Linked DNA regions of Mus musculus: region 1 is linked to region 2. The links are chromatin loops, found by intact Hi-C in ENCODE. Cell type or tissue: gastrocnemius. All regions are shown on one strand. Region 1 holds the start of Slc16a9 (solute carrier family 16 (monocarboxylic acid transporters), member 9). Region 2 overlaps Ccdc6 (coiled-coil domain containing 6).

Region 1 (4,000 bases), 72 kb before region 2:
AAGAAGAAGAAGAAGAAGAAGAAGAAGAGGAGGAGGAGGAGGAGGAGGAGGAGGAGGAGGAGGAGGAGGAGGAGGAGGAGGAGGAGGAGGAAAGAAAGGAAGGGAGGGAGGAAGGAAGGAAGGAAGGGAGGGAGGGAGGGAGGGAGGAAGGAAGGAAGGAAGGAAGGTAGGAAGAAAGGAAGAAAAGAAAAGAAAAGAAAAGAAAAGAAAAGAAAAAAATCCAGTCCAGAGTTCCTAATTTCACTCTTTGCCATCTTACCACGACCCTGAGGAGGAGGAGGAGGAGGAGGAGGAGGAGGAGGAGGAGGAGGAGGAGGAAAGAAAGAAAGAAAGAAAGAAAGAAAGAAAGAAAGAAAGAAAGAAAGAAAGAGAGAGAGAAAAGAAAGAAAAAAAATTTAAAAATCCAGTCCAGAGTTCCTAATGTCACTCTTTGCCATCTTACCACGCCCCTGGCCCTTTCTATAGAACCTTCATTAGAGACGAGTAGGATCCCTGTCTCTCCACTTACCCAAACACAGAAGGATGGGAAGCAAGGAAACCTGCTCTTCGGACATCGGCGGTGCTGAATATACAAGTTATTGCCAGTTGGCAGGTGAAAAGATTTTATTGTCTAATTTCTATTTGCTAGTCGAGGGTGGTTAATGGGTACCGACACTACTCTCTGCGCTCACAAAGTGTTTAACGGAGGCTGTAACCAATCGGCACACCCTTTCTTTCTCCAACCTAGCTCACTCCGTCTGTTGCCTAAGAGTATCTGAGTGGCCTCTGCTCTGCTCTGCTCTGCTCTAGGTGAACATGCCAATCTGGGCAAGTCAAGATGTCTAACTATTACCACTGAGCTGTAGCCCATCAGATGGGCCCAATGAGGCAAGTAAGATATCAACATAAATAATATGTAAATAATATCTGTAGTGTAAACACTGCCTAAACTTTCCGGATCATTTGTGCTGCATAGACCTGACATTCCAAGAACGAAGTAAAATCCCGACCTGATTGATGGTCAAGTTCCATGGCTTGCTGTTTCCCCTGAAGCCTCTGTGCATGGCTAAAACCAAAGAAGGGTTCCCTAGGCGAACCAGAGCTGAGGCATGCGCACCAAAATCCTTCTAAGTTTTGTTCAGGTGGCGGAGGAGCCGCCTGGCCGTTAGGCTCCTACACCCTGTAGCGCAGCCCGGGTGCTGCCCTGCCCGGAACCCAGCAGGATCTGCCCGCAACGTGAGCTGCTGTCCTTGCAGTTTACCAAACCTATGCGCCCCAGCCTGGATTCTCCCCAGCACCTGAGCCCACCTCCTCGGGAGCGGCCTTCTGGGAAGTGAGGACCCACTTGGGTCACACGTAGAAGGTATCCCAGGAGACTCATCTGGTGACATCCGAGCTCTCATCTCCCCCATTCTCCCTGCAAAAGGCAACCCTACGAGTATTTTTGCAGAGGCAGTTACTCTTTCTAGAAGAGGGTGCAGAGTGCTCCGCGGCGCTCTCAGGACGCTTTCAGCCCGGGCAGACCAGAAGCCGGCCGGTAGCTGTGCACCCGCGGGTGACAGCACCGCCTCCTTTCGGTGCAGTTTGCAGGGTGAGGGGACAGCTCCCGCCGGGACCTTCCCAGTTCCTGGGGTTTTTACCTGAGTCCCGGCCTCGGCTGGGGCCGCGGGCGCAGCTCCGGCCGCAGCTGCTGATCCGGGCCCTGCGCTGGGCGAGCAGTCCCGCTGCGCGCAATATACGGCCGCCGCCCTCTGCCCTCGGGACACATGGAGTGCAGCCCGCCCGGCCGGCTCCACCTTCCCCACCCCCACCGCCCACCCCGGGAAGTCACTCCCGGGGTGGTCCCACTCTCAGATCTCCTCTGCAGGGGCACCCTGGCCAGTCTGAACCGGCTGAGACTGCACGCCCGCTGGGGGAAGGAAGAGGAGGCGGAGGAGGAGGAGATGGAGGCGGTGGAAAAGCCGGCGGTAGGGGCGCTGCGTCTACACCCGTAGCTTAAGGCCCGGCTAGGAGTGGGGGGAGGGCCGGACCCGAGTCCCCTTGGTCTCCCGAAGCTCTCCCGCATACCCCCCGCCAAGCACCGTGTGCATTTGCGAGGAGCCTGTGTGGAACTGAATACAAGGGTCGCCTGCTCTCCCTGGCTTCCCTGGGTCGCTGGGAGCCTCCTGGCCAGAGCTGTACTCGTGGGCAGAGATCCCAGAGGAAAGCGAACTAGAAACCTAGAACTTTGTGAAGTTGGTACTCTTTGGCAGTAGGGAGTATAAGATGCCAAGGGCTTTCCTTTGGGACAACTCCGCGGGAAAGGCGGGTGTCCAGGAGGTCGAAGAGGGAGGGAGAAGTTATGTGAAGACCGTCAGGTGTCTTGAAGTAGAACCAGGCTGTCACTAGCTGTGGTGCAAAGCAACTCACGCTGGAGCTACCTACCATGCATGGCTCTCTGCGCTGTCACCGAAGCCCACTGCAGAAAACTTTAGGGTTCCAGGGGCTAACGAATGTGTGGACACCGTTCGCTCCAGGGATATGTCTGCAATGTGGCGTGTGCTCACCCTCTGCCCCATTAACTTTCTGTCTGTTGAATTCTTGAAGAGAACTATGTCTATCTAACAGCGTGAGAATTCCCTTCATACCACGCAAAGCCTGCGTTCTTAGGCGGCAAGGACTACCTCCTGCAAAGTTAAGAGTTGAGCCACCTAGGTCTTTTCAGCTTATTTCCTTATCTATGATATTTTCAGAATCTTGCCTGCATCGTGGAGAGTGGGGGAGGGTTGAGAAGTCAGAAAAGGTACGGAATCTGGCCATGCCCACCACCCTGAGAAGTGGCTTTAGCGCTTCTCTCCAACACCCCCTTTCTATTCAGGTTATGGAGAAGTCCTCTCAAACATATTATTCTTGTCCCCGGAGAGAGCTTACTTGCCACCCCCAGCACCCAAGTATAACTAAGCATGACTGCAGCTGCTGTCAAAACCATAGCACCAAAGAGGTAGAGGCTACCCTTATTAGAAAGCTCCGGGTCTCACTTAGAGACCCTCTCTTCAAAACCAAGGTGGACTGTTGCTGAGAAACACACACACAGACACACACACACACACACACACTCAAAGTGGAAGAAAAATCAGAAAAATACTTAATAGTAACAGTAGCCCACTGTGGTGATTCACACCTATACCCAATTGAAGAGGCAGATCGCTGGGAGTTCAGGTCCATCCTGGGCTACATAATGAATTTTAGGCTAGCCTGGGCTACAGAGACCTCATCTGAAAAGAAACACTACCAATTAAAAACAATAACAAAACAGTGCCCATGGAAGGCAGGTAGTATCCAAACAAACAAAAACCTTATGGGAGGAAAAAGAAAGGAAAAGCTGTCAGCATCCTAAAAATGTGTTTGTGAAGAAGAAAGGGGCTCTGTATCCACTCCCGATGGTGGTCTCATTTAGAACGGATGACTTGTGTTCACTCACGGTATCTACAGCTGCCTGAAAACCTATCTCATCTCCCCCTCTGTGCTTCAGGAACAGGTACTTTGGAAAGCTTTCCTTGATCTGCATAGATTCCAGCTGCCAGAGTACATGCGGATGCCCTCACGTGCAGATCAAACAAGTTACTGTCTGTGAAACTGTTTGGGAAACCCTGCCTATTTGCATCCTCAGCTGTGTGAAATCAGCACAGGCTGTTTGTTCCCTTCTGCTCCCAGTGTCTCTTAACAGTAAGTGGGAGGGGCCTGTCTACTCAGGCCAGTTCATGCCCGTCCATACAGAATGAAGGAGTGTCCTTATGCAACGGCAAGGTTCCTGCTTTACTGTGAAACAGAACCCTGAGGGCTAGACTCAAGCAATGGCAAGGCCTGGCTTGTTCAATGAGTGAGGTGGCTACAAGGTTGCTCTAGCGCTTGGAGGCCAGCTCCAGGAATAAAGGGCATGCCACCTGGATGCCATTCGAAAGTTGCCACCTGCCCCCATCCCTTGAGGTCCTCTGTTTAGCCACTCTGTGGTGGAACAAGCAAGAGAGCCCAGTGATCTAGG
Region 2 (4,000 bases):
AGCCAGAGCTTGCCATTAAAACCGTGCTCCAAGCAATCATTACCCCACACTGGGGTGGCCTTGGCCTACCACGGGAGACCAGGGTTTAAAATTTTGCCTAAGTTTCAAGGTTTACAGAGGGGTTACATTAACTACAATTTAGTAAACAATCTAATGGCCTGCTGGGAGAGGTGTTTCCACCCTGTTCCCTCTCGTTCACAGGACAGGGGCTCCAGGCGCATACATGACATAGCTGGAGTTGAGTTTCATTGGCTGCCTTGTCAGACTTCCTTCTCCACTGTGGGGGCTGGGAGAGAGGGAGCCCAGTTAGGGAGATAGACTGGCCCACTGGTTTCCCTCTAGACTGCCTGTCTAATCTAAACAGACCATGGGGGTTGGGGGACTTGCCACGCTCATTAGCGCATCCTCCATGCTCAGTGGAGCAACTCTCAGTCGTGTGCCAGCTTCAGCTACAGGTAACAGTCTTGTAAAAGAGAACTTTATACAGTCAACAAAACCCCTTTCCCACCTAGTGTATGTAAGCCTCGTGTGTGTGTGTGTGTGTGTGTGTGTGCATACAACCTCTGGGAACGACTTCACTCATATGGGTCTACGGATCAAACTCAGGTCCTTGGGCTTTGCGGCAAGCCTTTTTACTCACTGAGCCATCCTGCCTGCCCAGTGACTTCTGATGACCATGACACTAGTGTGCAATGCCCAGGGAGGCAAGAGGACTTCCGTTCCTTCGAGCTGAGACGACAGCGGCTAGGAATGGAAGATTCCCCTCCTGAACAGTAGTCTTAACCACTGAACCGTCTCTTCAACCTGAACCCTGTTTCAGAAATTAAAATGCTCGGATTATTAGACCCGACTACGTAGACTAAACACTACATCTCTCAGCTGTTCTGAACGCAGTCTGGAGACTCCCGCTGCCTAACCCACATGCAAAGTCTTTTTACTGAAGTGATTGGGGGTGGGGGTTATTTACCAAGCTTGATTTTCAAATGAACAGCTTAAAATCAGTCTCCCCAAGCATGTTTGTGTGCACAATTTATAACCGAGCTCAACAGAGAGCACCGGGTGGCCCTGGGCATCACGACTACTGCTCAGAGCGAGATGGCGAAGACAGAGCAAAAGTTCCCAGAGCCGAAGATTCCCAAGGCTCCAAGAACAGAAATTTAAGAGGAAGCATTGTATTTTCAGAAGAAACTGCCATTCAGGCTGGGCATGAGATACATGTCTATATTCCCAGCACCTGGGGGTGGGTTAAGGCAGGGGTGCTGAGAATTTGAAGTCAGCCTCGACAAAAATACACACCATAACAAAAAATACAAGGAGAGGGTAAGTCGTTAGCATATGGGGACTCTCAGCAGAGGAATGCTGAGACACTCAGTAACTTTGAGATAAGAATGTCACACCAGGTAGAACTACAGGGCTTCCTGTCAATTCAGCAATTTAACTCATATGCCAGCAGGGCCCCAGTGCACCCCCAGTGTCAGGACCCAAGTGTAGGACCCAAGGCCTCCCTTGGGCGCCCTCTGCTGGTACACTGTGACCTTCCTCTCTCACACAGCTCTCTGGATCTCAGAGATTACCCTCATCACCCTTATAGTCTGCTACCTCCTGAAATGTAATCAAAGGTGCCATCCGGTGAGGGTGGCACCAAATCAGCTTCAGAGTGACAAGCAGGCTGTTCCCTGTCCCCTTCCCAGGTACAGACCACATGGGGACTGAGCCCCAAGGCAGAGTGAAAGGCTCAACTCAAACTGAGAAGTCTAGAGACTTGTTCCAGTCAGGGCTGAAGGCTGAGGGGCTTAACTGCCACAGCTACAACCAAGGAGGAGCAAGCCACGTGATGCAGAGTTGGAGACCAAGGGAAGACGGGATAAACCATTAACACGGCCTCCTAAGCCAGAGACCACTTTGAGGGGTTGAATGTGCCTTTCACAGGGTCGCTGAAGACCGTCAGAAAACAGATAGTTACATGAAGATCCCTAACAGCAGCAAAATTATAGTTATGAAGTAGCAACAAAAACAATTTATTGGTTGGGGGGGTGGTCACCACAGCACGAGGAAGTGTATTAAAGGGTCACAGCATTAGGAAGGTTGAGAACCACTGCTTTAAGCCTTATGAAAACCAGCTGACCAATGCCGACAGCTTCTTTGAACCAGGCTTTTTTTGTCCTGAGGTAGGGTGGAGTGGGGGGTATCACACTAGCATTCACAGATGTCTTCAGGGAGATCTGCAGGCCTTTCAAAGACCAGGCCCTGAGTGCCAAGGGATGGGGATAAAGCGTCCTTCCCTTCCCTCAGCGCCTCCCAGCCAAGCACAAATGAGGAAGGAGAAAGGGAAGCTGGCTGGCCTGGGAAGAGGTGCAAACCAAGCTGCCTACCACTCCAGAACATTCTGAGCTAGCTCATCTGGTTTCGTGGAGCATCTAGAGGCGCTCATCTGAGACATACCTCCAGATTACTTGGACTAAAAAAAAATAAAAGAACATTTCAGAGGACTTCAGTGTAGTCCTCAAAGGACTGAGAGAACCACCCAGTGCCGCAGCTACAGGGCTACCTACAGACCCAACCGAACAAAGACAAAAGGGCTTTTGCAGGTGTGATTATGCCAGGGATCCAGGTGTGGCGAGAGAATCCTGGATTATCAGGGTGTGTGTAAGACACAAGGGTGAGTCAGAGTGTGAGGGAGAGCAGAGCAGAGAGGACATGTGAGAGCCACAGCAGAGGCACAGATGGAGCCCAATGCTGCACACAAGATGCTCTGACCTGGGTCCATTTGCACAACTGGGCCTATGCTTGCTACAGTAAAAATAAGAACACACCATACTTTTGAAGGCCTCCAGGATTGAGATTTACCATCCAAGAGAGAACTACTACCACTACCACTACCACTACCACTACCACTACCATTACCACTACTACTACTACTACTACTGAACGCACCTTCAGGGGAGACAGAAGGTAGAGGCCTGAGACCATCAGTATACATCTACTGAGTGGGCTGGCCTGCTCAGGATCTGCCCAAGGAGGCAGTTGTGCATAGAGAGACTCGTGTGCAAGCACAGCACAGTAGCTGGGGCACATCATCAGACAAAAAGGATCCTTCAGGTATGGGACACACCTACCACACCAAGCCTGCCAGAGTGACCTGGATCTCTTCACCCTACACGGTGAGAGAAGACAACCTACCCCTCCCCCCTCCTAAGTTGTTCTCTGACCAACTTGTGAGCACCAGGCCACGTGCACACGCGGTACATGAATAAATGTAGTAAGAATGTTTTGAAAAGGAATCCTCTGAAAAGACCATTTCATGTATGGAATAGTCGGTCCTTACGGAGGTCCCAAGGCAGCTGTGTCAAAAGCTTGGAGAAACAACCAACTGCAAGACAAGCTGTTTTTAACAGCATTTTCAAAGAGAAAGACGCAGAAAGGGTCATGCTTACTGTGTGGCTCTCAGTATGAAGCAATTCTGTAAGCGTGCGCGCATCTGAGAGCATACGAGGTGCGCCTGCGCAGACTGCTCACCTGGAAGTAACAGAGACAGGGAAGATCTTCCCCGGACAGTATTACCTCAAGGAAGAAACGTCTGCAGCCAAACATCAGAAGTACGGCAGACCCCTAAAAATGCAGAGAAGCCTAGACAGGCTCAAAAACCCAGAACCTTGATTTCTACAACACCTTGGCCTTTTCCAAAATCCTAAGTATGCATTTCAATAGCACCTGTTCGGCAAATACCATGTGCAAATGTCACCGGAGATTAAATTCAGCAACCAGGAAGGCAAACAGCCTTCACGGCTCTCCCTTCACAGTGCCAGAGTGCAGCGAAGCTCCTGCGTAGATTCATTAGCATCCTACAGATTAACACCATCACAAAGGCCACCCGGCCCGATGACTAGCTTTAACTGTCACTTATGATTCAGTGTAGAACTGTAACAGGCAGAAATGAAAATAGCCCGAATCTTTTATTCTCTACCAGACTACTGAAGAAGTGGACACTGTCAAAGCTGTG

The links. A loop is a pair of places that touch in the nucleus more often than their neighbours do. Peaks named below come from ENCODE experiments on the same cell type or tissue, not always from the same donor. Only the 100,000 strongest peaks of a DNase experiment are listed, where the experiment ranks them.
Region 1: it touches region 2 in a loop (4-fold over the local background); 1 of 42 quality-filtered maps calls a loop at or near these places.

The regions. Positions count from the first base shown.
Region 1 is chr10:70,242,998-70,246,997 of GRCm38, reverse strand. Slc16a9 (solute carrier family 16 (monocarboxylic acid transporters), member 9) reads right to left here and starts at 1,722. Exons shown (of 6, transcript NM_025807.3): 1 at 1,620-1,722. In gastrocnemius, CTCF peaks have their summits at 1,742 and 1,943; DNase peaks (open chromatin) are centred at 1,235, 1,618 and 1,944; H3K4me3 peaks cover 2,266 bases; H3K27ac peaks cover 3,317 bases.
Region 2 is chr10:70,171,005-70,175,004 of GRCm38, reverse strand. All of the region lies in intron 5 of Ccdc6 (coiled-coil domain containing 6), which reads right to left. Among named protein-coding and RNA genes, the nearest start is that of Mrln, 32 kb to the left of the region's middle. In gastrocnemius, a CTCF peak has its summit at 1,516 (motif pointing left); a DNase peak (open chromatin) is centred at 1,514; H3K27ac peaks cover 537 bases.